2 separate regions of the Mus musculus genome follow, and region 2 is linked to region 1. Evidence: chromatin loops called from intact Hi-C (ENCODE). Cell type or tissue: gastrocnemius. All regions are shown on one strand. Links, peaks and the distances in the headings refer to the core of each region. The heading gives the core; the rest is flanking DNA. Region 1 holds the start of Plgrkt (plasminogen receptor, C-terminal lysine transmembrane protein). Region 2 overlaps Jak2 (Janus kinase 2).

Region 1 (16,669 bases), core at 4,077-12,076:
TCTCTCATGTTTTATTACCTCATTTTTCTTGAAGCCACACAAAAGGCTGTAATAATAAGCTAGCTAAGAGACTGTAACTGATTCAGTATTGGGAATTTAATAAAAGTTGTAATTAAGATGCACTAAATATTTAATTAACATAAATGACTAAGATAATGAAGAGTTACAGATGAAATGTTTGTCAATTCAGTAAAAGGATAGTGTAATAGGAAAAAGGGAAGTTTTGAATAATCAAGTCTAAGGCCATTTGAACCAGGTTTTAACATAGCTGTGCTTAAAGGCAGTTGTTTAGACCGGCTTTGGGTTTTGTCTCTCTGTACATGGAGAAGACTCTTATAGGAGTAGCTGTTTGAATGTGAGTTATTAATGAACTCTACCTCAAGACCAGGAGCCAGCAGGAAGGGTCTGACAGTCATAGAGCGCCACGGGCCTGGGTGGGTTGCACAGCGGCTAAATGTTCTGTAAGGTCTTTAGCGACACAGCTTTGAAGTTATACCTGCTGAACACTGGTGTTCGAAAGCTCACATAGCAGAATAATTCTAAATTTAAAACTCTTGATGAACCATTTTGGACACCAATAACACACTAGTATTATGAGATTGTGTGTGTGTGTGTCTGTGACAGAATCTTGTTACACTGCTCAGCCTAGTTTCAAACTTAAGAACTTCCTGCCCTAGCCTCCTGATTTGTTGATATTATGGTATATTCCATTGTGCCTGGATCCATCAGATGAAATCACCATCTCTTTCCTCTATAATTTCTTCTATCTATCTATCTATCTATCTATCTATCTATCTATCTATCTATCTATCTATCCATCTATCTATCTATCTATTTATCTATCTATCATCAATTGGTTGATTGGTTGTTTAAGGCTATCATATATGTATACAATGAAATAAAATCAACCCATTTCCCTCCTCACACTCCCTACTGACCCCCATTTATATCTCTCAACTTCATCGGCTCTTCCTCCCCCTCCTCCCCTCCCCCTCCCCCTCCTCCAAACGTTGTAGTTCACGGTGTACTGGTCGCTCTTCTTTTGTGTGAGACAGGACACAACAGCAGATGCCTGGGAGCACTGAATACCGAGGACAGTCTGTCTCACAGGACCTCAAGCAGCAGGACATTGGGGTCAAATTCAGAACAACACAATTTATTAATTTTGCCCTTGGATATTTATAAAACACACATACACACGAGAAATTTGAATGCTGTTTAGAATACTGCCATGATTTGGTGGAGTGTTAGAAATTTTATTTTAAAATAGTTCAACAAATTCATTTTGAATTTTAATATTCTAAAATAAAAATGCATCATATCAAAATCTTGATCATTTAAAAAACTGTAAACACCATGATTCAAGCCAACAACTTTGTGCTTTTGAGACACGATATGTGCTCTGAGGATAACTGTGACTTCATTTGTCTGAGAAGAGTTTACTCTGCTCCCTTCTGGCTTTCTCAAGGCTTTCAAAGGTGATCAGTCCTTTTGGCAGCTCCAGCTTCGTCTTTTCTGTTTCCAATATGTCCTCAGCTTCACCTTAAGTAAAATGCAGACACAGGTAAGCTGATGAAGACGTCCTAAGGGTTCCCTAAGAGGACCTGGTTGCTGATCCAGGGACACACGGTGGGGACTGGATCCATGACCTTAAATCTCAGAGTTGAGCACCCATCTGACTCAGGAGAAGGAATACACCACTCAGGGGAAGCACATTACATGCTTATATTCTATCACTCAGGAGGAAAGACAAGACGATCATGAGTTCAAGGTCAGCCTAGGCCACACAGGGAGACTGTGTCTCAGAAATAGTACACAAAAGAAAAGATAAATACATGAGGCGATCACTATAATTACCTTGATCTGACCAATATACCACACACACACAAACAACTGAGAATTGACACTAAAAATGAATAAGTTGTCTGCAAAAGGAAGAATACTTATAGAAGTCATTAGAATTCTTTCCCAAAGGTTTAAAATGTCAGCGTTTTCCAATCCCTGGCCCAGATGATCAGCAGAAGGACAAGGTTAATCCTTGACTTGGCATGTCGCCAGTTTCCACAATGTAAATACTCCTCACCTGACCAATCACAAGCCACCAATGAGTGATGCTGGTTTTTTGTCGCATCTGTATGCTGCGTCTACATTTGCATAATGCAGATACAATTGATACAAGTAATTTATGATTATACCGAATAGAAAAATAATTTAAAACAGATGAGTTCTGCGTATTTAATGCTTTTTTGTTTTAAACGAAATTTAGTGTTTATTATAATTTAATTATCAGTCTGTAGGCTTATACCTATTTTATTTAATTACAAATAAATAAATAAACCTATTTTGTTTAATTTTTAAAAAAACAAGTGTTCCCCATATCCATCATGCAAAATTTCTAAACATTTAGCAGTCAGTTTTTATGAGCTAGTAAAAGCTGACTCCATGCCACTGAAGAGATGCTGGTTGTCTGGATTGTAGGAAAATGGTCCTATCAGAATCCACATTAGTCAAAGATTTATAAGGAGGGTGTGTGTGTGTGTGTGTGTGTGTGTGCTGCGCGTGCGTGGGTGCATGTATACATTCATGTGTGTGTACTTGCGTGAGGAGGCCTGAGGTTAGCCATCAGTATCCTCAGATGTTATCTCTGTGTTTGCTTTTGTGCATGACACAAGATCTCAGACTAGCCAGGAGCCCCAGAGATCTGTGTCTCTGCCTCCCGTGGACTGAGATTACAAACCTGTACCGTCACACCTGGCTTTTTCACATGGGTACTAGAGACTGAACTGAGGCCCTCCTGCTTGAAGAGTGAGCGCATTACCAACTGAGCCATCTCTCAGCCCCAGTCCTGAACCACAGATGAATTACGACACAGCGGCTCTAGTTGAGGAAGACCTACTTTTCATTCTCTGTAGGAGAGTTCCGTAGCCCAGGTCATACTGGTAGGTGAAGATGAAGCTTAGCGGGACTATAGGAACGAGAAAGGCTGGCTTCTTTCGCTTTAGTGCTCTGTTCCAGAAACAAAACAATAAATATCAAATATAACCTGCAAATACATATCTTATCCTTGTTAAAATAAAAAAAAAAACCTTTGGAAGAATGTATTCTATCTCGTAGGCTATTTAATTCATCTGAGCCTTCGATAGAAATTGAACAATTGAATTTCTTTGTCCAACAAATCTTGCCAGATTTTTTTGGCTCTCAAGGGGAGGGTCTATGACTTGTCAATCTTCCTTTGACCTCAAGGCTTAGATTCCTCCTTTGAAAGCAGACAATGATTGAGAGCTACTATGATTGAGTTCTGCCTCTGGGATGAGCACAGAGGCCATCCATCTTGGTGTCAAGTGAGCTCTCTTTAACTTATAGGCGAGAGAAATAGACAAAAGGAACGTCAGGAACTGAAGACACGATGAGCTGTTACTGCTCTGGTTCTACAGAGGGGTAAGCTACGGGAGCTTCCTTTGTTTATATAATACTCAGGGTTCGAAACTCAAAGGCCTACTCCAGCCAACTTAATGAGTGCTACGACCATGGCAAAGGCTTTGTTATTTCAGAAACTCTTCAAGTAAATTGTAAAGCATACCCAGTTGCTAAAGAGATGGTTGCAATGCCAAAAAACGTTCCAAAATATTTGAGGAATTCCCGAGACCAGGCGATCTGCATAGCCATTTGCCTTTCTCTCATCTCATTCTGCATGGTCAGATGCCTTTCCAGCTAAGCACAAAAGACAAAAGGGCAGTTAGTCACCTGCCACCTTGGAACCGTGTCACATCTGCTTTCCCTCCTTCCTTTGTTCTGAGGCAGTTTTCTTTTGTTTAAATCACAATAGATTTTCACTAGGTTTCCTGAACAGCTCTGTGCAACTGTACCTTTGGCAGTGACAATTCCTTCCAATGTGCCCTGCTCGCTGAGGTCTTGACTGTATGGCTAAGGATCCAAGTCAGGGCTATGTTCCCTGGCTTCTCTGTTTTGTGTGAAGAAAGATTTCTGGGTCACTAAACACGCACTGTGCTGCCCTCCATTCATGTTGCCTTCCAAATGCACCCACTACAAACTGAAATGCCAGGTCTTCATACAGTGATGGAGGGATGTCAATAGAGATTTTTGTTTGTCACATGTTTTGTCTTGTGGCACTTCAATCAGTGCCTTTCTTGGCTTTGAACAGCCCAAACTACAGGACACAATACCTGGTTGGATTTAAAAAAAAAAACGAAAAGAAAAAAGAAAAATCACGGAGCAGTAGCAAAATAAAATGTAAGCCCCTCTTTCTTCAGAGAGAAACTGCTTCTTCTTGTCTTTTAAATTCTAAAACCCCGACAGCACACATCATCAGCAAAGCTAAGAAACAGAAAGCTAGAGTTTGTGATGGAAGAAACATAACGTGACTCAGTTTCTCGTCGTGTCCTCGTTCTACCGTGGCAGGAACTGAGAGAGGAAAATGCGTTTTGGTGTAAGGATAAGGCTTAGCCACGTGGCCTCTCCTGGGAGTTGTAGTACAGGAGCATACTAAGTAAACCCCAGGTGGGGCTGGAGAATCCCTAAACAGAGAGGATTCTGGGAGGGGGGAATCCAAAGTAGAGAGACAATGGTTGCAAGGCAGATCTGGGCTCAGGCAGGCCTGAGAGAGACAGTTGGGTTCATCTCAGCTACATAAGTGTCCACATGGTTCCCTTTCCCATGAAAAGGTTTACAGGGGATAGCTAAAAATTAGAAGGAGGTAGCATACCAGAATGCTACACTCATAGCAGAGACTTGGGCAGAGAATATGAGCCAGAGATAGCTGGAGAAGATAACTGGGTCTCAAGGACCCACAGCATTGAAGAGTGTAGAAGTCATGGCCAGACTCCCCTCTGGAGCACGGTCAATGTCCTCAGAGCAGATCACCTCATGTTTCCTAGGAGTCATTAGAGAAGCTCCCCTCAATCAGAGAAGCCTCCTCTAATGCCTGTACCACCTGCGGTCGCCTAGGTCAAACCAAGATTGGAGAAGGAGAAAGAGCAAGAAGCAATTGAGCCACTTTGTCTTGCCCAAATTGCCTTGATCAGTAGAAGCTGAGACTCATTTTGAGTTCTGTTAAAGATACATCATATGACTTTGTACACATGAATAGTGAGTGTGTAAAACCTATCCTTGCTAGACTACTTTTTTTTCCAAACTCATATACCAATGCATATCTTCCAAAGTGATATAAATACAGTAATTAATAATCTGTGTTCCTATGAAAAGGCATCTAAATCAAAACAAGATCCAGGCACGTTCAACATCTGTGTCCTGAGCTGTAAACATCTGTGGAGCTCTTCAAGGTCCCAGTAGCCATACTAACATATCAAAAGAATTATTCAGAATATTAACTGGAAGGTTAGGTCAGCATAAGTTTAGTTTAGTGTTTTTCAGGGCATTTAGGTAGTTCTAGTATGCAGCCAGGATTAAGAACTACTGTCTAAACGAACTACCACAGGATACATTTTTCTCTTTATCCCCAATAAAGCATCACATAGTTATCAGTCTAAAAGTGATGACAAGGAACTCTCCAAGGCAGAAGCAGAAAGGTTTCTAAAGATCTTTCTAAAGATCATAAACAGGATGATGCTGGGGTGGACACAGAACACGCTGTCCTTGTCACAGGAATAAACTTTATGGTAAAGAGTGAACTCAGCGTATCAAAATGTATAAGTCAGCCAAGAACTCAGAGGATGCCCCAGGTGAGATGAGACTGTGACAAGATCCCGGGACTGCATGACATGACAAACACACAGTGTGCAGAAGGGGAAAGGAGCCATCAAACTGTGCAGAAGTCGTTGTCTTTATAACGACTGGACTCAAACACAGTTGTAAAGCTCTCTCTCTCACAGGATAAGAGTTCTGCACCAGGCTTGGGAGGGTATGACCGTCCTTCTCGAACTCAAGAAGAGACACAGAAAGAAGAATTGTGAATTTGAGGCCACGTTGGGCTACATTGCCACCCTGTCTCAAAGGACAGCAACAACAACAACAACAATGACAACAGCAACAATGATTCACCTGGGGTTGGAAATCTGGGATTAGCGTCATGCTGCAACAAAGGAGACACAGGGCAGTGGGAGTCTTAGTAAGGAGGCATCAGAGAGACCTCATGGATCAGGTGGGAGGGAGGAAGAAGAAAGGTAATGACGTAATCTCTCGTTCTACCGTAGTTTTAAAAACTTTGAGGTCTTCATGTTCAAAAATTTTGAAACAAATGAAACTTGAAGTTAACGTTTTTCTTTTGGAAAAATATAACTGAAAATTATGTCTTAGTAGTATTTGGCATCTAAACAATGTTTAATGATTGAAAAACTAAAGTATACCCATATGTAGCAAACTCATGTCTCTAAAGGTATAATTATTATAAGAAGTAACCGCCTAAACCAATAGCTAGAGTCGTCAAATATTCTAAACAAAACCTAACAATAAACCTAAAACTAACATCAGTTTTCCTAATAGATTTAAAAGTGTGCTCATTAAACATGATCTAAATATTTTTTCTTCTAAGAAAAGTTCTACATAAACTACTTGAACCATGTCAGAACAGACAGAGAGCAAAGGTCTCAACCCCATGTTTCCATGTTTATTCCATTAACTAGCTGACATCGGTTCACTGCCAGGACTAAGTGTTAACTGAATATGTGGCCTTTAGAAAAGCCCCTGCCATTCTGTAGTCATCAGACATACTAATATACATCGTTCTTGGTTCTTAACACAGTACTGAACTCATTGGCTGCCATCTTTACCCTGTTCAAGAATGTGTGATCCCTTGAGAGAAGAAATTACCAAGGCATTTTAGCACTTGATAAGCACACTACAGAAATTCACATAAACCGCTGACCATCGTAATGTCTAAAACGGTGTGTCTGGAAGTGTTTTTTATTATTTTCACATTAGGAACTGCTTCTGTAACTGTGACCCCATGACCAAAAAACAATGTTAGAAGGACAGGATTTATTTCATTTTCCAGGTTGCAATCCATCATGGAGGGAAGTCAGGTCTAGAACTCAAGGCTGGAACCTGGAGGTAGGGACCATGTGGAAAACACTATTTTCTAGCCAGGAGCTCCTATCCAGCTAGCTTCCTTATGCAGCCCAGACTTACCTGCCTAGGAATGGCGCTGCCCACAGTGGGCTGAGCGCTCCCTTATCACTCGTTAGTCAAGACAATCTCTCACAGACATGATTCAATCTAACTGAAGTAGTTCTTCAACTGAAATTCCCTCTTTTCAGGTGGCTCCAATAAAAATTAACCAGGGTCAGAACACTACATCTTCCATGTGCAAAATGCAATCTCACTAAAAACTAAGAGAATCTATATTACCTTAACTTTTCAGCACACAGACAGCCTGGGCTCTCATGTTTGGTTGGATTTTGTTTTTCTCTCATGTTGTTCCCTGAACACAGCAAATGACAAACTTTTGCTGCCCACTAATCTTTGCATTACCATACTGCTCTCTGTCTACAGTCCCACTGCATAACTAGGGCAGACATCTGTATATTTCTTTCTCTGTGTTAGGTTTCCCCTTTCCAGCCTACATCATAAAATCAGGATTCTTTCCAGGTTTTGCGGTGTTATAAAGTTGTTTGTGTGCCATCTAGTGGCACTGTGAAGAACTGCACTGTATAGCTCCTCAGTAACGGAAGTTAGAAGAAGCAGTTTCTACCGGAAAACTAAAAATTGACGGTAATATCGTTGTAACTACTAATGTGAGTCCCTTCCATCTTATACACCCCCTCCCTCTTCCTCCCCCACCCCCCACCCCCAGCAGTACTGACCCCAGAACCATGTGCATGCTGGGCAAAAATGCTCTACCACTTAACCGTAGCCTCAAGCCTTGTATGAAATTCTCAAAAACCATCTTTTTTTTTTTTTTTAAGGAAAATAAAAACAAAACTTTTTGTGGTTCTTGAGGAGGGAAACAAAGGCCTTGTCATAATAATCACCGAACATCTGCAAAAATGTCTAAACTCCTGAAACTATGTAGGTAGCGACCCTACAACACTTAGGATGCATTCTTTTCATGGAAGAAGGGCTGAATTTAACCAATGAGGTCGGTTTGCAAAGTTTGCAGTGAGGATAGGAGCCTGATGCAATTCAGATACTGCCGTGCACACAGATAAGTGTGCAGTGAAATTGACGCGCCATTCTGTACAAAAACCTCATGGTGACCAAAATCTCTCCCACTCATGACCTCTCTGATGCTCCTGGCAGGGCTTAGAGAAATAGGGAGAAAAGCAGAAAATTGCAGTTGAGCTGCACGGAGCTCCTTGCTCGATGCACCAGCGCCCCCTTCTGGACGCAGGTTCCAAGTGCTTCCCTCTTTAGTTTGCTAAAGCTGCATACCGGCCACCACTGCGCCTCCCTCACCCCCCAAAAAACAGAGACCACGATCTGGCTAGTTTAAACGATAGGAAAAAAAAAGAGAGAGGGTTTTTGTTTGTTTGTTTTTGTTTTTGTCTCAGTTCTGGAATCTAGAAATCAAAAAAATCAATGTATTTGATTCCTGGACAAGCTGTGAGGAGATCTCTGTCACTGGCTTGTAAATGACATATTTGGGGCACATGATTAAATTTCCTCTTAAAAGTCAACAACATATCAGATTAATACCCACCCTAAGGATTTATTTTAACTTGATCACCTCTGTAAAGACCCAGTCTCCAAATGAAGTCATATTGGGGTTGGGTTTCCAGCATACAAGTTGTTGAGGGGATTTCACACCAGCCAGTAACTGATGGTAAGTAATTTGGTGAGTTTTTGTTTAAAATAACCTTTGTTCTGTGGAAGCTACGTGAGCCTCAGGTGTGACATGTCCACTGTAGAGTCGGGAATCCAAGATAGGACAAATAGAACGTCTGTCTGCTGGAAAACGAAGGTAGTGTGTTGGAAGGTACAACTGGAGCCGTTCTCTTGCCTCTGGCCAGTCAGGTGACCACCAAGGACCTTGAACATTCTGTACATTCTTGATGGGTAGGTCAAAAAAAAAAAAAAAGCAAGGCCCTAGCTACCGGAGCTGAGCGATCTCTTGCTTTCGTGCCAGTGAACAACCCTGGGGCATGAAACGAAGCAAACGCCTCCACACTCCTCCTGTTCATGGTTCCTCACAGAAGCAGTAGATTCCCGACACTCAGTGTTCCCCATACCTGACCCACATCCACAGAGTGCATGGGCTTTGAGTAGCAGGAGGAAGTGACATCGGTACTTAGCTCACACTGCTTCCGTGCAGTGACGGACTCCTCTGGTGTAGGAGTCTCTGGTTTTCTGTAACTTCCAAGAGGAATAAAGAGGAATAGAATCCTCAGATCTTCACAGATCCTGAGGTCATGTAGTCTGATATAAGAATGAAACTCTTGTAGTTTCCACCCACACGCCATTCTTATTTCTGAGATACTGGGCTGATTCCTAACCTATACGTCTCCTCTGGCCATTGCTCCATTACAGTAAGACTTGCCCATTCTTTCCCTTTTCCCCAAAGGAACCATTATCCCACACCGAAACTTAAGTTTTTAACATCAGTGGGGTATGGTGGTACATACCAATACTCCTATTACTGAAGAGACAGACAGGAGGACTACAAGCTCAAGGCCATCTTAGACTACATAACCAGCTTGAAGCTAGCCTGGGCTATATGAAACCCTAACACTTAAAAAATATTTTTAATAGCAATGATAGCAACACCTAATATAAGCAAGAGGCATTATAGTACACATTCTATATAATGTACATTCTATATAATGTGCATAATTTTTACTTCTTGGAGCATCTCGGAAGTGTGTATTGCCTCTAGGGTACAGACCAGGAGACCGAGGACCGGTCATGTGCACAGTCAGGATGCTATGAATTGATTCATCCGGGTGTCTAGGTTATCTCTCACTTGTACTGCCCAAGAGTAGGGCTTTCTACTCTTAGAGCCATAACAGACCACAGGGGCCTCATCATGACCATTGTCTAAAACCTTAGCAAAACAATTTAGGTCGAACATTTTAACATTCAGCTGTGTAATATTTTAAAATACTTTGACAGCTTATATTAGATAATTCAGCAATCTGTTCGACTTTTTTTTTTCTAAACATCTACTGTACAATCCAAGGTCAAGTACCACAGTCTATAACAGTTTCCTAGTGCAGCTTTAACAAGTTATGATCAATGGTTAAAGGGCCAAAACGGGCTGGCGAGGCTCTGTCTCTCTGTTTCTTTGGCTTTTCCAGCTTATTAAGGTTGCCTGCATTTTTTGGCCCATGGCCCTGGTTCTCTCCATCTTCAAAGCCAGTAGAGTGCTTCTCAGGTTATGACTATGTTTAAGACTTTTATGGGTAACAGTATAACATCTAATTCTCTCTCTCTCTCTCTCTCTCTCTCTCTCTCTCTCTCTCTTTCTCTCTCTCTCTCTCTCTCTCTCTCTCTCTCACACACACACACACACACACACACACACACACACACACACACACGTTCTTATAAAGGTCCTGGAAGTTACAATGGATCCATGTTGATAATCCATGATAACACTTCTTTAGATGAACACATTGTAAATTCCCTTTCCATGTAAGGCATCATATTCCTAATATACTCACAGGTTTTAGGAGTTCAGAATGCCTCGAGGAAGAGCCATATTCTGTTCATAATATACTCTAAGCAATTACCTAGTGGTATAGAAATTTTGGCTCAAGTATCTGGATTGGAGACATGGGCTGTTCACCAGTTATTTGGTCATCCACTTCACCTTGTCTTTGAGGATGGAGCCCAGGAGCGTCTTAATTAGGAGTCAAAGGGAGTCGAAGAGACTGTGCCTCTAGAGCACCATTCTAGAAACTTAACAGGATTAGGAACATGGCATCTTAACTAGCACATACCTGAAGCCGAGCATGCGTAACCATGAACTCCTGTTGGTTTTTCATGTTTTCGTTCATAGATTTCGAGAATATAAACCCCATCTTGACCTAAAGTGGAAAATGCAAGGCATATTTAAATAACAGACTCTGTGCATCCTTATACAGGCTCTGGACTCCTATCAACTGGGATGAGAGAGAGAGAGAGAGAGAGAGAGAGATGACCTAGGGAACAGTGTAAATTCTATGTAGCTGTCTACCCTCAGGCATACTTCTTACCCAGCCTGAGCATCCTTCTCTCAGCCAAGAACAGCTGACTGAAATGATTTCCCATCTCTCCCTGCTCTGTGAACACACAGTGCCACGTTACCTCGGTTTTCCCTTCTATAAGTCTAATGTGATTCACCTTCATACCAGCTGTTCTGACAGACAGGAAGACCATGCATCTGAGGATGTGAGTTCAGAACTGTCGTCTGTCCCTCTTGACCTTGTGTCTTAAGATGTAAGTGTCTTAGGGTCAATTCTTCAGTATTTCTCCTGACGTCTCATGCTCCCCTCCTTCTCTGACACAGGTCTCATCCTCTTGCAGCTGATTTCCCCCTAGCCAGTTTTCTCCAGCCTCGCCTTCATTCTCTCCACGTTACCGAGGCTCTCAAAAGGGCAGGGTGAGGATGCTCACACGCCTTTGCAAATGGATCCCCAGGAATGGGAAGTTTGTGTGAGTGTATATATTCATTCATGTGCGTGAGTGCAGGTGGGTGTGTGCCACAGCGCTCCTCCAGGTCAGAGGGTAACCCTGGGTATTGTTCTGCACGTTCCACCTTGTTTGAGACAGTCTTTCCGGAATGTTCCTCTTAGCTGTGTACCCCAGGCTAGCTGGTCGGGAGCGTCCAGGGATCCTCCTGTGTCTGCCTCTCATCTCACCACTGCAATTACAGATGTGTGCCTCTGTGCCCAGGTCGTCATTGATGTGCAAGCTTTCAGCACAGGTCTTCATGATTGCATGGCAAGTGCTTTACCCACCAAGCCATCTCCTCAGCCCAGAAATGGAGTTTTAAAATGACCACATGGTAGAGTTTCTCCATTATTTCCAATGGAAGTTATAGCACAATAAGCTCATTGCAAGTTGGAAATACCATTGAGAGAAAACTGCATTTATTACACCGAATATACACCGAACATTGTGGTTTATCTTAGCCGATGTTACTGTTCTCAGAAACACTTAGGTTAGCCTGAAGAAGTACAGACCTTTTTTTTTATAATAATATGCTCAATATAGTTCATTGAATTTTACAGTAAAATTAAAAAATAGAATGGCTGTTTTGTTTTACTAGCCTGGGACATGAATTCAAATTTTGATTTTCTTTCCCCTTATGATCTATATCGCCTTTTTTACCATCATTTCCTTAAAAACTGACTTGAGCCACCCTCTACATCAGGCATGGCCTTGTTATTTAGGTATAACAGCTACCCCAGAGGGCTATAAACTATGGGTAAGAACTCCTAACTTTGTTCTAAATATAACTGAGTATGTTCAGAGAAACACTTTGGTTAGTTATTGGTTTTTCAGAAGACCATAAGGCCCGGGGGGGGGGGGCGGGGGGGCGTGTCACAACATCTCCACTCTCTTCAGTGCTGTCTTAGGCTGTTAAATACCTTTCCACCACAGCAGCCCGTCTCAATGCTTCACAGCCAGGATTTATGTATAATCTGAGGAAATCCCGGACAACAGTTATTTCCACAGCTTTCCTCATAAGGAAATCCCTGGGTTTAGAGTAACCTAGCAGATGAGCATGGAGAACAGGGGTAGTTCGAATCAGTTGGGATGGTTACCCTGTTAGTCGGGCTCCAGGGGAGTATGAACTGACAGCCTGGTTTCAATGATTTCCGTGTATTCTGACAAAGACGAAGATCGCACCCTGGAATTAAGCAGCCCTTGAGCCAATCAGCTGCGAGGCTGAGCAGAGGCTGAACTACTTCCCAGGAAGGAAGAGAGAGCCTTCCACAGCCCTGGGACATCATGATTCCTCCTGACTCTCACTGTCCCACTTAGCACCCTACCAGCAGCGGCAGAGGGCACTCATCGTGGAGGGGTCTCTAGCCGTTTGCTCTCTTATCTAAGTATTGGCAGCTCACATGAGTCATTTCCAGCTGAGCCTGCAGGAGAAGTGTTATCATCCATCATGATAGTCTCTGTGGCTTCTATTTCACACAAATAATTGCACAAAATAAGGAATGCTTGACAGAAGATCAACCTTGTCAGGCTGCTCAACATCCTTTAGTTTTCTTTTGCATGTCGGAGCAGACGGTTGAATTTTTACATCTGCTGCAAGCATCTTCAAACATCTTCAAAGAAACCGACTGTTTTCTAGTACACACACACACACACACACACTCTCCCCTCAGTCCCTTGGCCTAAGGGGGTTAGCTCTCCATCCCTTGAAGTGGTCGGACAATCTTTCAGTCAATCGTCTAGAGAAGAGAAGAGAAACACTTTGAAAAGCTAGCTAGGATTTAGGCTTACCTCCTTCTGGGCCTTGCTCTCTTGGACTTGGACTTTGGATGTGTCGGGGGAAATCTCAGGTACACGGTTAAATATAGAAGGCAAACAGGAGTGTCCCTCTGGAGATCTCACCTGCCAATGAGCATGCCACACCCTGTAACTTCACCCTTGAACAGTGTTTCCAACCTCTTCTGACCATACCTAACAAAGCCATGTTGCACTCTTTCCTTAGGATGTCCCAAATACCTCCAAATGTCTCTCTCCCAGAGACACGATATTATCAGCGATAAGTAAGCGTGGCCCCAAACTGACTTATTACAGGCAACACAGACAACCACCATGTCCTATAGGATGGAGGATACAGATGTGAGTCCAGGCTGCTCCTGGATTTTTGTTTGTTTGTTTGTTTTGGGTTGAGGATGGGGAGGCAGGCGTGTCTCCTGTTCCAAGAGGCCATGATTCAAATTACTCTGGAAAGGCGTGTTGGGAAGGGTGTCCTGATTGTACAGATCCCAGACAGACTTTCCCTGGTCATCCTTGGAACCTGGATTCCATTTAGAAGGAAAGAAATTCTACACGATTTCTGTCATCCAGATTTCTTCCCTGATTTAGTACCAGAATTTTTGGCTAGTCACAACATCACTATCATTCTCAATAACTCTTCCAAACCAAGTCCCCTAGCAGGAAGCACATAACCTCTGGGGGTGTTTTGTTTTGTTTCCACTCTCGCTCTGTTGAGCCAGTTTAGCGTCATATAGGTATTTCCCTAAAGGAATTCCATTTTCCTGTCCATTGCACTCTGCAGTCTTGTCCCAACTTGGTGACAATGGTACAGAGAGATCACACTCACAGAACTGGGTTGGCAATACCTGTCAGCCTCGGAGGCATCAGCAAGAACCCAGAGCCCTGGCCTTCCCTGCCCAGCCAGAGCTGCAGCTGTGCGGGACCGTGCGACGGAGCCGACCCCTCCCTCCCAGGTGTCTGTGACCCGAAACACTCACGCGACACGGTGCGGGGACGGTGACCGCAGCAGAGGCCTCTAGCCAGAGCTCCAGAGCGATCAGCGCAGGGACAGTACCTTGCTTCGGCAGAGCCCCAGGATTGGTTGGCTATGACAGTGGATCACGAGCTTCAACCAATCAGCGTGGCCTTTGGCTCCCTTAAGCGCTCGGGTGCCCGCGGAGGCCTGGGGTGTTCTTCCGGTGCAGGCGCCTGGAGCCGGGAGGTGGGCGGGGCGGGACAGAACCGCAAATTCCAACCTGCATGGTCTTGTAAGGTGCGTGATTTTGAGGGAAGGCCCAAGGAAGCAGCGTGGAAATGTTTCAAGTCCTCGGAGTCCGGTGCCTCAAAAACAAAACAAAAACAACAACAAAACCCATCACCAAATCTCGCTTAAAGGTAACCAGGGAACAAAAGCAGACAGTGACCAGAATTTCCGTATTTCCCTATGCGTTTTCCATATTTCGTACTCCTACCAGAATTGTCTGTCTATAGTACAACTCCGAACTTCACTAGGAAACACTGGACCCATTAGCACTTACTATGTAACCGGTTGGGGAAATAGTATGTGAATCACAACCTTTAGGAAGGGCTCTGCATTAGCATGTGTTGGCTCCACACCTTAGAGAAGGCAATCTAGCCTCTTCCAGGCATATCTAGCCTCGCAGGCTTGTATAGATGTTTTTAGTTCCAGTGTTCCTTATTCTGACTTTTAGATCCCTCATTCCAAACATTACTTGGATGGGAAAATTGCAACAGAATCTTTATTTAGTTCTATTTGTGGGAGGAGATGGGTGTTGCTAGGAGTAAATGCTTTTGGAGAGAAACAAGTAGCCCATCCCTAAGGTAGGAAGTAGTGTCTATACGTGCAGACTAAACTTGTCTCCGTTCTGTTCCCAGCTCTGTAACCTGTACGAGGAACAGAGGTCGTTGTACCTTCAGATAAACACTGTGGGAACCAAGAATGTTAAACACACAGGGTTGTAGCTTCAAAGAGAAAGATTTAGAATGTGTTTTCCGCCCAGAAGACTGGGAGCAGAAGTGGTTAACATTTGCACTGTGTGTGCGAGACCTCACCAGATCCTTCCCTCATCATGAGCTGTTTTTCTCAGTCAATCTATAGAACCTATCTTTATGGATAATGTCACATGCAGTCACCCTAGAGACCCCATCTTAATCTATGTTCTACCTTTTCAAAGACTTACATATTCTAGATAGTTCGTATAAATGAAACGGACTTCTTTTGTTTTTGTTATTTTTTTTTTGTTGTTGTTGTTGATGCTGTTGTTGTTTGAGACAGGGTTTCTCTGTGTAGCCCTGGCTGTCCTGGAACTCACTCTGTAGACCAGGCTGGCCTCGAACTCAGAAATTTGCCTGCCTCTGTCTCCCAAGTGCTGGGATTAAAGGCGTGCACCACCATGCCGAGCTGACTTCTTTTACTTTAACACTAGTGTGTGTGTGTGTGTGTGTGTGTGTGTGTGTGTGTGTGTATCTAAGCTATAGTAGGGGCTGGTGAGATGGCTCAGTGGGTAAACATGCTTACCACCCTGAGACCCAGTTCTATTTCTGGGCTCCACATAGTGGAAGGGAAGAACCCATTATTGTTAGCTGTCTTCTGACATCCCTAACTGTTCCACGTATGAGTGTGCACTTGCGCACACAGAGAGTAAATACATGTTAAATGGAAAGAAAAATTAAACAGGTAAACTATAGCATGGATTATGGCTCCATTTCTTGTTGGGACTAAATAGTAGTCCAGTGTATGACTATAAGGCATTTTGTGTGTCCATTGAGACCGATGGACATTTGCATGATTCTATTTAGTCTAGTATGAAGAACATTGCTAGTTTTGTGAGCATGTTGTCAGTTGTCTTGGGTAGTAGGGGTAGAATGGCTGGGGCATACAGTAGTAAGTCAAGGCCTTAAAATCCACACACTGTGATTGATGGCAGTGGATGAGGACGCTCACCTGACAGTCCACCTGTGTGGCCGCTGTGTAGCAGACACTGGGGCATCGTTCCGGGTTTCACTCCCACTTGTATCCTTTCCTGAACACGTAAGCTTCCACAAGTTACTTGAGCGAGATGTCTCCAATTACACAGCCCTGAAGTGGAGGTGACTCCAGGAAGCACAACTCATAATACAAGTTAGGTAACCTAGTGTATGCACCCGTTTTACTATTACTGACACTTTTAATCATTACTGTGATTTCATCTTATTAATTTGATAGGCTTTTTTTTTTTTAAATGATGCTGTAGCCAAGGAAGACTATTCCGAGCAGGGGCCGCCGGTACATCTCAGAGTGTAACCTGAATCAGATGAAGCTTCATGTGGCGCA
Region 2 (15,839 bases), core at 1-8,000, 47 kb before region 1:
GGATAAGTAACTAAAACGTATACAATGAGCCAGTACTAAAATTATCTATTCTTAGGTGAAAATGTATTTTTTTTCTCACTAGTATTGAAAATAAAGAATAAAACCAACTTGACTTTCAGAAATGGATTTAGTAGCTAATCTGTAGTTACTCTTTTCTCTTCATTTCTGGGAAGAAAAAAACAAAACAGTTTTGAATTAATTAAAATGTTTCTATTGCACTATTGTAGTGATACTTTATTTGAACTGATCTATTCAGAACTTGGAGAAACAGATTGTCACTCATTTCAAATTAAGTACAATGTTTTAATAATACCTTTTATTATATATAATTAAATCAAGTTCAAAAGATTAAGGGTTCTTTGCCTTTAAAAAAAAATTGTTGTTGTTTAGAATAGCCATCCTGTAACCCATCTGCAACACCATACCTATTTACCCCCTGACCCCCAAAAGACTCACTTTCTAACAGAGAAAGTCTTGGCTCAGTTTTCTTCCTGGCCAAGAACTGTCTTTTGTTCAAGTGTGTGTGTGTGTGTGTGTGTGTGTGTGTGTGTGTGTGTGTGTGTGTGTGTGTGTTATGTGAAAACTCAAAGTTAGCATCAGGTTTTCTTTTCTTTTTTTGTTTTTTGTTTTTGTTTTTTCCGAGACAGGGTTTCTCTGTGTAGCCCTGGCTGTCCTGGAACTCACTTTGTAGACCAGACTGGCCTTGAACTCAGAAATCCGCCTGCCTCTGCTGGGATAAAAGGCGTGTGCCACCAAGCCCGGCTAGGTTTTATTTTCTATTCATCTTTCCACTTTAGTTTTTGAGATAAGACTAAACACAGAACTTGCCATTTTTGCCAGCAAGTACCCAGATCTGCCTATTTTCTTGTCCCTCAGTGCTTGGGTTATAGGTTGCTCTCCCTGGCTTTTTACATGAGCTGGGGATCCGAACTCAGTCCTCATGCCTTTTACAGTGATCACCTTACCCACAGAGTCATACCTGCAAGTGAAATATTATTTTTGAAAAACTAGCAGTAGTAGGTCAGTGAAGTGGCTCACCTATAAAGGTGCTTGCTGTATTGACTTGAGTTAATCCCCAGATCCAGGTAGAAAGTGGAAGGAGAGACCCGAATCTTCACGGTTGTCTTCTGACCTCCATAGGCACACATGCTCTGTACACGCATCCCCTTCATGTGCAACGACACAACAGCAAATGCAGACATACTGGTAGGAGCACACAGAAGGTCCAGTGCGTGGTTCCTAGCATCAGCAATCCAGAATCGCAGAGAATATGTGCTTCTGTAGGCGTCATGAAGCCAGTGAGACGTGCTGCAGAGCCCGTCCTGTGTGACGCTCTTTCCTGATGTTTAAATGCATGCCTTAGTTTTCTTTTGGTCATGGTAAAAACCACCAGACAATATAAGCTTTGGCACCTGGCTTCCTGAGTATGTGGAGACATAAGTCCCGAGGGCGGGCAGTTAATATGAACATGAGTAAGACACATTGTTCATCGAGTCTTTCCACATCGTCGTGTTCTTCCATGGAGGAAGGTGGAAGGGCAGCGCCATGCAGCCTGTTCTGGAGTTCCTGACTCTGATTCTCCACTTTCTCTAAGGAGCCCCTTCCTATACTACATTGACCATTGAGTTTCAACACCTGAGTTTTGGAGAGAACACAGTCAAATTCTAGCAAACAAAATTAAGATATGAAAGAAATCACACGCAGTTTTTAACCATAGAAGTTAGTCATGGTTTGTTTTTTTTAAAGCTTGATTTTATTTAAAAATAAATCTTTGTCCTCCTTAATACTTTAATTATTCAAGATGCTGTTTTGCTTTCATCTCTTGGCATGTTCCAGCATGTTTTAGGGGTTGGTACTAAGAGCTTGAGGAAAAGTGCTTCTACTTCAGTATTGAAAAAAAATGTTGGGGCTGGAGAGAGGATGGCTCAGTGGTTAAGAGCACTTAGTGCTCTTCCAGAGGTTCTGAGTTCAATTCCCAGCAACCATGTGGTGGCTCACAACCATCTGTAATGGGATCTGATGCCCTCTTCTGGTGTGTCTAAAGACAGAGACATTGTACTCATGTACATAAAATAAGTCTTTAAAAAGAAAAAGAAATGTTGAAGCAGAATTTCACCCTACAGGGAAGGCGTGTGCTGTTCTTACTACAGATGTCATTTGGGCAGTCTGTGCATATTGGTTACTCTGCAGTAGTCATAGGCTGTGGCCTACGACTGTAATGATAGAGAGAGTAAGCTAGGAGACCACTCTGAAAAGACATGGTGGCTTATTTCACACAGCAGTGAGAGAGTTAAAAATAATTCCTGGGCCAACCAGAGGCTCAGCAGCAGGCCTGAGTTAGGTTCCCCAGGATCTACATGGTGGAAGAAAACATAAACTCGTGGGTTGTCTCTGACCTCCACACATGTGCAAATAAACAAACACATGTACACATAAATACAAAAAATGTAAAATATCTCTAAAAATTCCTAAGAATCCTTTCTTGGGTATAGATTGTGATTCCATTTATTGTATAATCAAAGCCAAACACTCAGCAGGATTTGGGAAGATGGAGTTCTGTTTACCTGCAGGTATTTAATGTGGAAACGAGATATATTAGAGCCAAGAGAATGGACTGTGTTTAGGAGACTTTGGAAGAAGCATGGGCAATATCATCTATAGGAAACACGGTAGCATGAGAGGGAGGGATTAAATGATAGAACTGCAGGAAACTACATTTAGCAGAGAGAAAAGAAATGTTGGCAGAAATACAATTAAGGCCAACCCATTCTCTCAACTCAAAACCCGTCTATGAAAGCAGGAGACAGAAAGGACCTATTGTTGAATAAGGATTAAGTATGTGTGTGCTGTTGCATTTAAACAATCCCCGTGTAATAAGAGATCTCCGAGATGGAAAGAAATCTTACATTTTTCTGTACTCAGGCAGAAACAGCCCACTGCATACACGTTTACTGCATGGCATTATTCCTCCAGTGAAAGGACTGAACCGCACTGCTTGTCACACATAGTTCATCCTAAATCCCCTGGGTGACCGTGTGACTCCCTGCGCCGGGTACTGGTCTCACCATACTGTGACATGGGCTAGCACTTGGAACGAGGCTCTGGCCGACTTGGGTTCCTCCCCTCCCCAAGAAACCAGAAGAAAGGGGCATTGCCACCTTTGATGATGATTTCCAAAAGACAGTTCCTAGGTGGTTGCTAATTATGTTTCTGGATCATAAAACTGACAGTGGCTTTTAAGCAAGAGCATTTCAAAGAGACATAAAATGTACAAGTTCCCTAAATACTACACAAAAAAAGGAGGGAAAAAGTCTTCCTCTTAAGACCCACAGAGAAAAGTGAGCCTTTTCCTGACTTGATTTATCTTTGTCTAAGTAAAAGAGCATTAGGTAATGAATGTACCTGGGGGTTGGCAATATGTAACCAAGAAATTAATTACAAAGAGCGCTTTGCTAAAAACAAAACAAAATAAAAGCCCTAAAACTAGAAAACAAAAACATAAGAACAGGATGGCTGTCATCTCAGTACTTGAGAGGCTAAGGCTGGAATTTGAGCCAAGCTGGGTACATAGAAAAACCTGTCCAGCTTTTTGAAAGGAGGGAGAAAAGCACTTTAGGATATAGGATAATAGCATTGTCTTAAGGAGATTACATTTTGCTAATAGAATAAAAAGCTATTAAAGGCGTGGTGGCACACACCTTTAGTCCCAGCCCTTGGGAGGCAGAGGCAGGTAGATTTCTGAGTTCGAGGCCAGCCTGATCTACAGAGTGAGTTCCAGGACAACCAGGGCTACACAGATAAACCCTGTCTCAAAAAAAAACAAACAAACAAAAAAAAACAAAAAAGCTAAGTACACAGATTCCGTACTGGTTGCATGTTTGTGTAGTACAACTGTAAGTCTAGATGTGCAATAAGCAGCCCGATTAGTGAGCTTGACTACTTAGGGAAGGACTTGTGCAAGTAAAACTTAAATTAGGTTTTGAAGGAAAGGTTAAAGATTAAATAAATGTGTTTTATATATGTGTGTGTGTGTGTGTGTGTGTGTGTGTGGGCACACATACACACACACACACACACACACACACATATACTGGAGCCAAGGTTTCTGTGTAGTCCTGGCTATCCTAGAACTTGACTGGTCTTGAACTCACAGAGAGTGACCTGCCTCTAAGGCTTGTTCATGTTTTCTGTCTAGCCAGTCAAACAGGTCTCTGTAGCTATTTCTATACTAAAGACATGCTTGTCCATGGAACTACAAAACTCATGGTCCACTGCCCACCTCTGACTGGGATACCACTTTCCTGTGGCTTTGTATTTTCTGTGTTCTCTTCCATAATCACTCCCTTTCTGATTTTTTTTTAGATTTATTTATTTATAAACCTTATGTATATAGGTGCTTGTATGTACATTTACACACCAGAAGAGGGCAGCAGACTCCATAGGACTATGGTTATAGATGGTTGTGAACCACCATGTAGGTGCCAGGAATTGAACTCAGGACTTCTGGAAGAGCAGCCAGTGCTCTTAAGCCCTGAGCCATCTCTTCAGCCCCTCCCCTCCTGATTCTCAAGGCTTCAAGTTACATTTCTGGCTAGAAACTATATTTCCTCCACCTATTTTTAATCTGGATTTCTTTAAAAGAACAACTTAAGAGCATCTCGCATTTCAGGTCTTAGAAAAACTTATCATTTAACACCTGGTGTGCCAACAAAAGAAAAACAATGTGTTTAGGTTTTTGTGTGTCAGACGTCTCGGGACCAGGCTTTCTGAATTGTTAGGAGGACCCACTGTCAGCATGTGTCAGATTCATAGCTGTCGTTCATCACTGGGGAGAACAGCAGAGCAAAGGCCAGATGGGAAAGGTCTGTGGAGCAGATAACAGGCCTTCTGTCCCCTTTGTTCCCCTGGGTGTTTGTCATTTGTTTGTTTCCCCCTCCAATATAACGTGTCATTCCATGAAGTAACTCTTCTAAATGATTGCAATATTGCAGGTACGCACCTGAATCCTTGACGGAGAGCAAGTTTTCTGTGGCCTCAGATGTGTGGAGCTTTGGAGTGGTTCTATACGAACTTTTCACATACATCGAGAAGAGTAAAAGTCCACCCGTGGTCAGTGCGCTTCTTAGTGGCGTAGCTCCCCGAGCCCTCTCCTGCTGCTTAACTTTTGTTTTAAGCACAAGAAAGGCATTATCCAAAGATGAGTAACATGTTTACAACCTAGTTTAGGACCCTGTTGTTATTTATTTGGGGACAATATTCAATAATACCCAACAAAATAACTACAAACAACTAAATTCAGTGTATCCTCTTGTCCATTGTCTCTGTGACTGTAACAAAATACATGGTACTGAGTAAATTCATAAAGAAAAGCTTGCAGTTGTGGAGATTGAAACTCCATTATCAAGCCAAGGACCCTTTGGGATCTTTACAACATGGCAGAGAAGCAGAAAGAGAACTAACTGCAAAAACCCATCACAAGGCAAGGCTTCGGCTGAGAGCCAGGAGGGCCAGCATTCTGCTTCCTGTAGAGCAGCTCGCTCTCCCAGGAAGTGGAACCCGCAGGGAGCCTGGTGTTATCCCTTACAGAGCCCATCATTCCAGCGCTGCCAGGGCCCAGGCCTCCAGAACACCTCAGTGGCATCGAAGTTACATTGAGTGTGCCCGTACACTTTAGGAAGCATTGCACAACCTAAAGTAAACTTTTGGAAGTACATATATATTTCTTTCAATATAGGGAAGTATGAAAAAAATAGAAATTATTTTAATGAAATTACTCATAGATAACCATTTTAATATAGTAACATTTTCTTTCAGACTTATATATAAAAATGAAACTTTAGAAAGAAATACCTATTGTTTTATATGACTGAGCTTTGTAGCTTCCTGTGAAGTCCTGTTAATTATTACATCGTTTCATAATATCTCACTTTATCTGTACTTATCTGTACTTACTCACTGCAAGTATGATTTTAGTTATCCAGTACCATTCTGACACAAAGTCGCATATTTCTGGATAATCATTTACCATTTTTATACATAAATAAATACTTTTGTTTGTGGCTATCATGTTAGAAGAAGAGTGTACTTGTTAGTGAGAAGTTATGAGTTAGTAAATCGCTGTTGATTGTTTCAAAAGAAGAGCTGCATCAGGCTATGTATTCACGGCACTGAGAGGGCCGAATAATTCTCTATTCACATTATATATTTAATGAAATATTACCAACCTAATATAAAAATTCTTATATCTATTTTATCCTAATTTGCATTTGTTTTATTAGTGTAGTAATTATTTAGCAAGTCATTTAAAACTGGTTTCTGTTTCAGGAATTTATGCGAATGATTGGCAATGATAAACAAGGGCAAATGATTGTGTTCCATTTGATAGAGCTACTGAAGAGCAACGGAAGATTGCCAAGGCCAGAAGGATGCCCAGATGAGGTAACAAGCTTTAAAGTCATTCATTCATTCTTTTGTGTGTCTATATAATGTGTGTGAGTGTGTGTGTCTCTGTATGCATGTGTAAGAAAAAGGTGTGCGTGTATGTGTGGGTCCATCTATGTATATATGTATGGTTTGTGTGAGTATTTTGAGTGTGTGTGTCTTGGTGTGTGTGTCCTGGAGGTGGGTGTCTTGGTATGGGGGTGGGGGGTTGGGAGGGGAGGTGTGACTACAGGCATACATACCACAGTGCACATTGGGATCAGAGGAAAACCTTCCAGGGTTGGTTCTTGCCTTCTGCCTTGCTGAAACAAACTTTCTGTTGTTTCTACTGCTGCACTAAGCCCACCAGGCTGGTTGGTCCTCATGACTGCCTCTCATGTCTTAGTGCTGGAATTAGAGACTAGTGCTGTTTTGCTGGCTCCTTGCATGGTCCCAGGGACTGACTCTCATTACCAGGCTCTGTGTACAGTCCTGTTTGTCTACTGAGCCATCTCCCTGATCCAACAATTTTTTTAATCCACAGTAATTATCCATTTTCTTTGTTTTATTGAGAACATACACAGATTTCCTTTTCAAGGTATAACCGTAGCATTATTATTGGCCTACGTAAATTAAGATTTCCAAATTCATGTCATCCTGTAACAACCATGGTACTTTGGGTCACTCTCACTTTGGTTTCACTTTTTCACTGTACAGATTTATGTGATCATGACAGAGTGCTGGAACAACAATGTGAGCCAGCGTCCCTCCTTCAGGGACCTTTCCCTTCGGGTGGATCAAATCCGGGACAGTATAGCTGCGTGAAAGAGATGGCCTTCACTCAGAGACCAAGCAGACTTCCAGAACCAGAACAAAGCTCTGTAGCCTTGTGTCTACACATCCTTATCATGATGCTAGCTAGGCAGAAGAAACTGTGACGCCGTCTGCTCAAAGCTTTGGAAACGCCGTGCGTTTGTTTCTACACCATCTGTAAAAACCACTGCTCAAGTCTGGCAGCATGCTTGTGGGCTGATGCATGGAGCTCACCACAGAGTCTCTGCATCTCCTCTGGCAGAAGAAGAAAATAGACAGTTTTCAACTCAGCTTTTTTGAGAAATGGAAAAAATTATAATGTAAATTTTGCAGTGTAGGAAATACACAGAACATACATGTACAGTTTTTACCACGTGGAGTGTATAATACTTTGGCCTCTTGTGTGATTTACATGAGGGCTGATGTTTGTTAATGTTTTCTAATTTTTCCATAGGTGATCTATAATAACTTCATGATACAAATTAAAATGCTCAGAAAATTAAATACCTTTTCTTTCTTGCTCATCTTTGCTGCTCTGTTAGGGCCTGTAGTTCCATGCCACTGTAAATATTTTTCAAAGCAAAAGGAACAAAGGTCTAGTTTTACTTGTATAGGAAATCTTCCTGACCCTAAAGAATTTTGAAATGGGACAATCTTACAAAGACACAGCACAATCTATTTTCTTATTTGTTTTCCTTGTGTTTATGGTAAATGTGTTTTTAAATAGAACTGTCTCCAACTTTTTCTATGACTATAATGAATATAATGAATCCTTTTATAATTTTGAGATTAAGAATGCCAGAAATACTTCCCTCCCTTGAACTGTTAACTGCCAATGAGATGTTTCAATCCCTAAGACTTGTCATTATACATTAAATTGAAGCATAAGCCATACATAATTTGTAAAATGTACAAGCTCTTTAAGATGCTTTCTGGGTTGGAACATGGCCAAAGACTGTGTGAGAGGCCTCCAGGTTTGCCATTACAGCTGTGAGAGAAACGTCCTTTCCTCAGCGTCTCCCAGACAGATGGGAAGGGAAGGGTGTGGGGCACATGCTGTTCATCCCATTCAAGAATACCAGCAGGCGTGTGACGCACATCTCGAGATGAGAAGAGAGAGCGTACATCTTTTCAAAGTATAAATAATTGTTATCATCCTTCGTGCTGCTCCCTCTTAGACAATGTCATGTCAAAAATAAAACAAGATTTTTGTGTGTTATTTATACAAGATTTTAAATATTTGGTAATTTGTTTAAAAATTCTGTTTTCAGTGGTGTGTTCTGTTTTTGAACGTGGACTTAAAGAGTTTTGGTTGCGCTGAAGAGACGAGCCTCTCACATCCTTTGAGAATTTTAGTAGGTAACATATACAGAAACCATCTATGGTGGTGAGACTAGTGGATTTTGTTTTGTTTTGTTTTGTTTTTTAATCTAATATGTATTTTAATGGAAGTCAGATTTATTTTTATGTAATTTCTCAGATCTCAAGGAAGTAAGTGTGTGTGTGTGTGTGTGTGTGAGAGAGAGAGAGAGAGAGAGAGAGAGTTTTTAGTTCTATAGCATCTAGGATAGAAGTAGTGTATCATATAATACAATTGATCTGAGATTTTTGTACTAAAATTTAACATTTTCATAAAAGACTAACATTTACTTATTTTTAAAAATCGTAATATAAACTACATTGTTAGGCTTTTTAAAATATTTGAATTTTACTTTTAAAGAATCTTGCATGCATATTCTTAAGATTGTAGAATGAGATGACAGTCTAACTGTAAAATTCAAAGTTGTGAAAAGACTTCTCATTGAGAGTTCATAATCTTTTTAGTTTTGGTTTGAATGGTACACATAAAGAAATTATTCCCATAGTTAGAACTTAGTGCCACATGAGAAGCAGGTATCAGATGTTTCTTCAAGCTAATATTTCTTAGAAATTAAGCTTTTTTCAGAATTTTATAATTATGTAAATGTCAGATGATGGTATTCTATAATCATTAGATAATCCCATACTATTGTGGGTACTTGGTTTTAGAACAGCAGTTCTCAGCCTTCCTAATGCTGTGGCCCTTTCATGCAGTTCATGTTTTGGTGACCTCCAGCCATAAAGTGATTTTCATGGCTACTTCATAACTAATTTTTCTGCTGCTATGAATAACACTGTAAATATCTGTACTTTCCGATGGTCGTAGGAGACCCCTGTGAGGTGGCCATTCCTCTCCCAGAGGGGCTGCGACCCACAGGTTGAGAACCACTCCTTTAGAAATAAAAATTTGTGATATTTTTATATATATATATATATATATATACACACACACACTGCTGGTAGCACTGCAAAATTTACTCTAGCAAAGTGCCGTCTTACAGTCCTAATTTTCCTCCTGAAAGTGAATTTTTTTACAGTTGTAACTTCTGGTAAATATTTAAGTTCTAACTAAACAATTTTATTACATAATAGAGATGAGGAAATACCTACATTTCTACATCTGAGGAGCCCCCCCCCCCCGAACCTGGGGTGGACTGTGTGCTCCATGTATTGTCATAGTAACTACATTATTGGACCTTTAGCATGCTCTCACAAGATTGGAAGGTTGCTGTAATCGTATTATAGGTTATTTTCCTTTGTGTAATCACCTAGACCATCACACTTGTATATATAGATGAAACTGTCTCATAAACTCAAGTGAATGGTGGTGTTTATAGCTTTTTGCTGGATAGTGGTGTATCTCAGTGTTGGGGTACCTATAGTTTTGGATTGCATTACCGTTATGACTTAAGGTGTTGAATCTTTTTTTCCAGTGTATATTTGACCATTTACATTTTATGTTTTGAGAACTTTCTGTTGGGTTCTTGCCTGGATCATAGAATTTGTACATAGGTCTGAATTGTTTATCAGAAATAAGGTTCTCCTGATGCAATCTTTGGATCCTTAGGGTATTGGGTCATGGAATCTGTACACCGGTCTTTCTATTTCTATTCCTTTTGCTATCATTTTATTCTATCTCTTGCTTGCTTACTCTGGTTAAGCATTTAATCTTGGATAAGGGTAGGAATTGATGCCCTTGTCATATTTATGATTTTAGAGGACATGCTATCAGTTTTCCACTATTCAGTATAAATAGGGATATATTGCCTTTCATATTAAGGCATGATCACTCTGTTTCAGGTGTCTTCAGGGCTTTTATCAAAGAAGTTGGATTTTGTCACTTTTTATCCACTTATTGTGCTTAAAGTATTATATGTATATTTACCTATATAGGTATAGGTGTGTGTGTGCGCTCGTGCATACAATGCACCATATGTCCCTGGTGATCCCAGGGTCTAGAAGAAAGTGTCATATCCTCTAGAACTGGAGTTATAGAGAGTTTCATGGCAACATGTGGGAACTAGGTATTGAACCTAGATTCTCTGTATGAGCAGCAAGTAGTCTTAACCACTGATCCTATATTGTGATTTTAAATGTTTTATTAATTATTTGATAATTATATACAGTATATTTTGATCAAATTCATCCTTAAGTCTCTCTTACCATCCTTGCCCCCTTATTCTTCTCCCAAGTCCAGGTTGTATTGCCCAACTACACCTGGAGTGTGGTAAACCTACCAGGGGCTACATCATTAAACTTCTTCCTCTTTCAACAGCTATCGAGTGCTAATAGCTCCTCAGCTTGTAGTGGAAATACCATGCCCACCTCTATGCTAGGATTTTATCTGGCTTGAACTTGTGCAAGTCTTGTGTATGTGTTGATAATCACCATGAGTTCGTATGTGCATTTGCCCTGTTGTGTTGGGAGAATACTTTTTTTTTATTCAGTATGTATTGACCAGTTGAGGATTTCTGTGTTAACTGTCATCTATAGAAAGAGGAAACTTCTCTTATGAGGTCAGAGAGATGTACTGATTCGTGCACATAGCAATAAGTTATTAGAAGTTATTTTAATACTATGCTCATTTAGCAAAGAAACAGTGGTAGGTTCTCCTTTAGGGCCTAAAGCCTATTTAGCTGAGTCTTCTTGGCCCTGTTAACAGTACTATTGATGGGTCCTATCTCATGGAGTGGACTAATCTAATCAGAAGGTGGTTGGTTGCTCCTGTAACATTTGTGCCATTATTGCACTAGTGGATTTATCTTGTCAGGACAGTTGTTTTTGTAATTTGTAGGAGTCACAGCAGGGTGAGTCTAATGGTTTTCCCCCCTCTGGTAGCATGGATATCACCTTCCAGAACCATCAAACTTCGCAGAGATGAAGCCTCCGTTTGAGTACATGCTTGATGTCTCAGTGTTCACAGTTCAACATGTAGAGTTCAACATGTAAGAGCAACAGGATCTTATTGTCAGGCTGTGGAGGCGCACAGTGATTCATGGGTGGCTGCTTTGAAACAGAGGAGGGAATCCCCTGTGGGTTTGATATATAAAATGCAGAGTCCGTCGTTGCATCCTAAGGCAAGGACTGGTACGTGTGAACCTTAAGAAGTACCACCCACAGAGGGAGAACTACAGACTCACAGAAGGAGCTGGGCTACAGTGGGCACCCAGATGTGTCTGTCTTACTGACCAACATCAGTTGTAGCCATCAGCGGAGTGTTCACACGTGCCAAAAGAGCTAGATCAATGGTCTGTGCTGGAGAAATGCTCAGAGACTAGACTCCAGCAAGATGAGTACTGAAGTAAGTAAGGGTTGACCGTGGCTTTGAGATCCTGAAACTTAAACTTGGCATGAGAAAATCAGTCTCAGAACAGTAATAAGACAAGCGAAGAAAATAAAAAGGATACAAATAGGAAAGAATAAAAAATAGTCTCTATTTGCTTATGGCATTATACTATACTTAGAAGAACGTCTGGTTTCTACAAGAAAAGTCTAGAATCTGATAAGTGCTTTCAGGCAAAGTTTCATTATTTAATACCATAATACACAGGTCAGTAGCTTTTCTATGTACCAACAATAAGCTGGCTGATAAAGAAATGAAAAATATCTATTCATAATAGCTTCACAAAAATAACGATATCCATGAATAAATCTAATGAACGGGATTAAAGATCTCTGTAATAAAATAAGACACAAAAATGGGAATTGAAGAAGACACTAGATGATGGAAATGTCTTCTCTGCTGCTGTATTGACAGAATATTGTGAAGGTGGGTACAGTATCAAAATTAGTCACATATTCAATGCAATTACCTTCAAGATCTCAAAAACATTACTCAAAGAGCTTGGAAGAAAACTCACATTCATATGGAAACACAAAGCTAAGAGAACACTGTTGGATAGCATGGTGCCTAATCTCAAGTTATACTACAGAGCAATAGTGACAAAGATAGCAGGGTCCCAACACGGAGCCAGACGTGTGCACCACGGGACAGAGAAAAGAACCCAGAAATAAACCCCCACAGCTGTAAGCACTGCTTATAACAAAGGAGAAAAAAAATCAGAGCAAGGGAACACACCTCTTTCAACAATGGGTGCTGGGGAAACTGGCATTGGTACATAGAAGAATGAGCCTAGATCCATATCTCTCACTTTGCACAAATACCAAGTCAAAATGGAACAAGGACCTAACTGTAAAGCCTTAGTCACTGCAACTGCCAGAGAAAACACAACAAAATGCAGGCTTAGGCAAGTGAGTTATGGTAGCACAGTGAATACCCCAAGAGTCTGGAATTGGGAAATTAAAACAAACAAAACCTACATAGCAAACAAGACTAGCAGCATAGTGAAAAGACAGCATACACAATTGAAGGGAATCTTTGCTAGGTATATATCCGATAGTAAAATATTCAAGACACACAAACTGCCATGATTAAGCAACACAAAAATATGTATTGAATCAATGAATATGCTAATACCCTGAATAGACAGGTCTCAAGAGAAGAAACAAAGTGGACAATAAATAGTTTTTAAAGGTGGTCAACATCGTTAGTCATTAGGGAAATGCTGAGTAAAACTACACCAAGATACTTTCTCGTCCCTGTCAAGAATGGCTAATGTCACAAAAGCACTGCCAGTGTGTGAACACTGCCAAGGACGTGGGGAAGGAGGAATCCTTAGTCATTGTAAGTGGTGATATAAATGAGCACGGCCAATGTGGCCATCAACATGGTTTCTCAAAAAAACCTAAAAAAGATCAACCAGTGAGTGTAGTGGTGCATGCCTTTAATCCCAACACTGGAGAGTCAGAGACGGGTGGATCTCAATGAGTTTGAGGCCAACCTGGTCTACATGGTAAGATCCAGGCCAGCCAGGGCTACATAGTGAGACCCTGTGTGGATTGTTGGAGGAAGTGTATCACTATCAGGGTGGGCAATGAGACCCTTCTCCTAACCACGTGGGAGCCATTTCTTCTAGCTGCCTTCAGATGAAGATGTAGAACTCTCAGCTCCTCCTGTACCATGCCAGCATGGATGCTGCCATGCTCCCACCTTGATGATAATGAGCCTGTAAGCCAGCTCCAATTAAATGTTGTCCTTATAAGAGTTGCCTTGGTCATGATGTCTCTTCACAGCAGTAAAATCCTAACTAAGTCAGAAGTTGGTATCAGGAACCAGTGGTATGGCTGTGATAGGCCTGACCATGTTCTTGTTTGAGTGATGTGGATTTGGGGACTTTGTAAAGTGGTGCGACTTAATGGGCCCTATTACCAGAAGCATGGAAGACAGTGTTCCTGAGTGTGTTTTGAAAGGCAGGGACCTAACTCAAGAGGTTTCAGAGGAGTAGACTTTTAGTATGCAGTCTAGAGATATTTTTGGTAATATTTTGGTGAAGAACGTGGCTGCTTTTTCCCATTGTCCGAAGAGTCTGCCTGAGGCGAAGGTAAAGGAATTTAGATTAATTGCTTTGACAAAGGAAGTCTAAACCCAGCCTGCTATAAATTCTGTTGTGTGATTACTAAAGTTCACTCTTTTTTAAAAAATCTATTTTTATTTTTAATTGGATATTTTATTTGCTTATATTTCAAATATTATCCCCTTTCCTGGCTTCCCCTCTGCAAGCTCCCTATCCCATCCCCCCCTTACCCTGCTTCTATGAGGGTGATCCCCTAACCATCTACCCAATCCCACCTCACTGCCCTAGCATTCCTCTACACTGGGGCATCAAGCCTTCATAGGACCAAGGGCCTCCCCTCCCATTGATGCCAGATAAGGCCCCTTCAGCTCCTTCAGTCCTTCCCCTAACTCCTCCATTGGCGTCCCTGTGCTCCGTCCAATAGTCGGCTAGTCAGCTATGAGCATCCACATCTGTATTGGTCAGGCTCTGGCAGAGCCTCTCAGGAGACAGCTGTATCAGGTTCTTATTAGCAAGCATTTCTTGGCATCAGCAATAGTGCCTGGGTTTGGTGTCTGCATGTGAGATGGATCCCCAGGTGGGGCAGTCTCTGGATGGCCTTTCCTTCTGTCTCTGTCCACTCTTTGTCCCTTCAGATAGGAGCAACTCTGGGTTAAAATTTTGCAGATGGGTGGGTGGCTCAACCAGGGGGCCATGTCTAATATCTGGATATGGTCTCAACACGTTCTCCTTCCTCTTTGTGGAGTATTTCAGCTAATGTCATCCCTGCGGGGTCCTGGGAGCCTCTTGGCATCTGGGACCTTCTCTCTGACCAGTTCTTCTACCTTGTTTGTGCATTCATCTACGCTGCTGCTGCTGCTGCTGCTGCTGCTAAATTCCTTTCCTGATATCAGAACCCAACTTCTTCAAGCTTCCAGTATAGACGAGTTTGGAATGAAGACCAGTGCCTCTCTAGGAATCCTCTAAGCCTTCAGTGCCAGACTGGGCTGCTGAGGCATCTGGCATTGTGGTCTCAGCTCTCCAATGTAAAGACCGCCATTGTTGGACCACCCTGATGGAACTCTGTAAGCCAATCCAATAAATACCTTTTCAACAGATAGTCATTCTATTGGTTCGGTTCCTCTATAGAACCACAACCATATAATTGAATGCTAATTTTAAAAATAAAAATTACTTTTTTTGATTACTGCAGGGACTTCTGCTTCCTCCGGCTAAAGACTTGACGAAAAGATCTCTTTAAAAATGATTCTTCACTCAGCACCACTGAATAGGATAGGAAGAGCAGGGGCCATTCTTCAGGATCTGCTTGCTGTGTTGACCAAAGACATTCCTTCCCTAACTTTTAGCCAGCGCCAGCGGCAGATTGTGTCCTTCTGCAGTTTGGTGAGATTTTTTTTTTTACTCTTTTGCTTAAAGCTTTGTTGGGATTAGGGACTGTTCTTTGACCCTCCTTACTGTAATGCCTAGATCTGATGTTAGAGTTGCATTTCTTTAACTGATCTGAAACTTCTGTCCGTATTAAAGGTACATTTTCATTTAAAGCTTTGTGGACCTATTCAACCATGACACAACATAAATTTGTTTCAAAAATGGTTCTCTTCTCTCTCTTTACAAAGGTAAATGTGCAGGGTATATTTTGAAAGCAGTTGAAAAGCAAAGCATTTTACAAATGCACCAGAAACGTAGATTTGAGTGGAAAAGAAGTTCTGTCTTAAGACATAGTGCAGCTGAAGAGAAACAGAAACAAGTCTCACTGAACAGGGTGTTATAGGGCGTACCTGCGAAGAAGACGAGAGAAATCTTTCCATCGATGCTTACCCATCATTTAGTGAG

What was found. A loop is a pair of places that touch in the nucleus more often than their neighbours do. Peaks named below come from ENCODE experiments on the same cell type or tissue, not always from the same donor. Only the 100,000 strongest peaks of a DNase experiment are listed, where the experiment ranks them.
Region 2: a loop joins it to region 1, with 2.5 times the contacts of the local background. A loop is called at or near these places in 10 of 42 quality-filtered maps.

What each region holds. Positions count from the first base shown.
Region 1 is chr19:29,347,464-29,364,132 of GRCm38, forward strand. Plgrkt (plasminogen receptor, C-terminal lysine transmembrane protein) reads right to left here and starts at 14,408. Exons shown (of 6, transcript NM_026362.2): 1 at 14,334-14,408; 2 at 13,354-13,464; 3 at 10,854-10,940; 4 at 3,581-3,711; 5 at 2,897-3,006; 6 at 1,214-1,542. The coding sequence starts at 10,934. The coding sequence ends at 1,421. It overlaps Gm52390 (a long non-coding RNA gene), which reads left to right. Exons shown (of 3, transcript XR_003952902.1): 3 at 1-789. It also overlaps a transcript of Cd274 not described here. In gastrocnemius, for the core only: a CTCF peak has its summit at 7,606 (motif pointing left); DNase peaks (open chromatin) are centred at 7,616 and 8,291; H3K4me3 peaks cover 739 bases; H3K27ac peaks cover 633 bases.
Region 2 is chr19:29,304,604-29,320,442 of GRCm38, forward strand. It overlaps Jak2 (Janus kinase 2), which reads left to right. Exons shown (of 25, transcript NM_008413.4): 23 at 4,992-5,109; 24 at 6,325-6,438; 25 at 7,138-8,492. The coding sequence ends at 7,245. Among named protein-coding and RNA genes, the nearest start is that of Insl6, 13 kb to the right of the region's middle. In gastrocnemius, for the core only: a CTCF peak has its summit at 4,415 (motif pointing right); no DNase peak of the experiment used is centred there.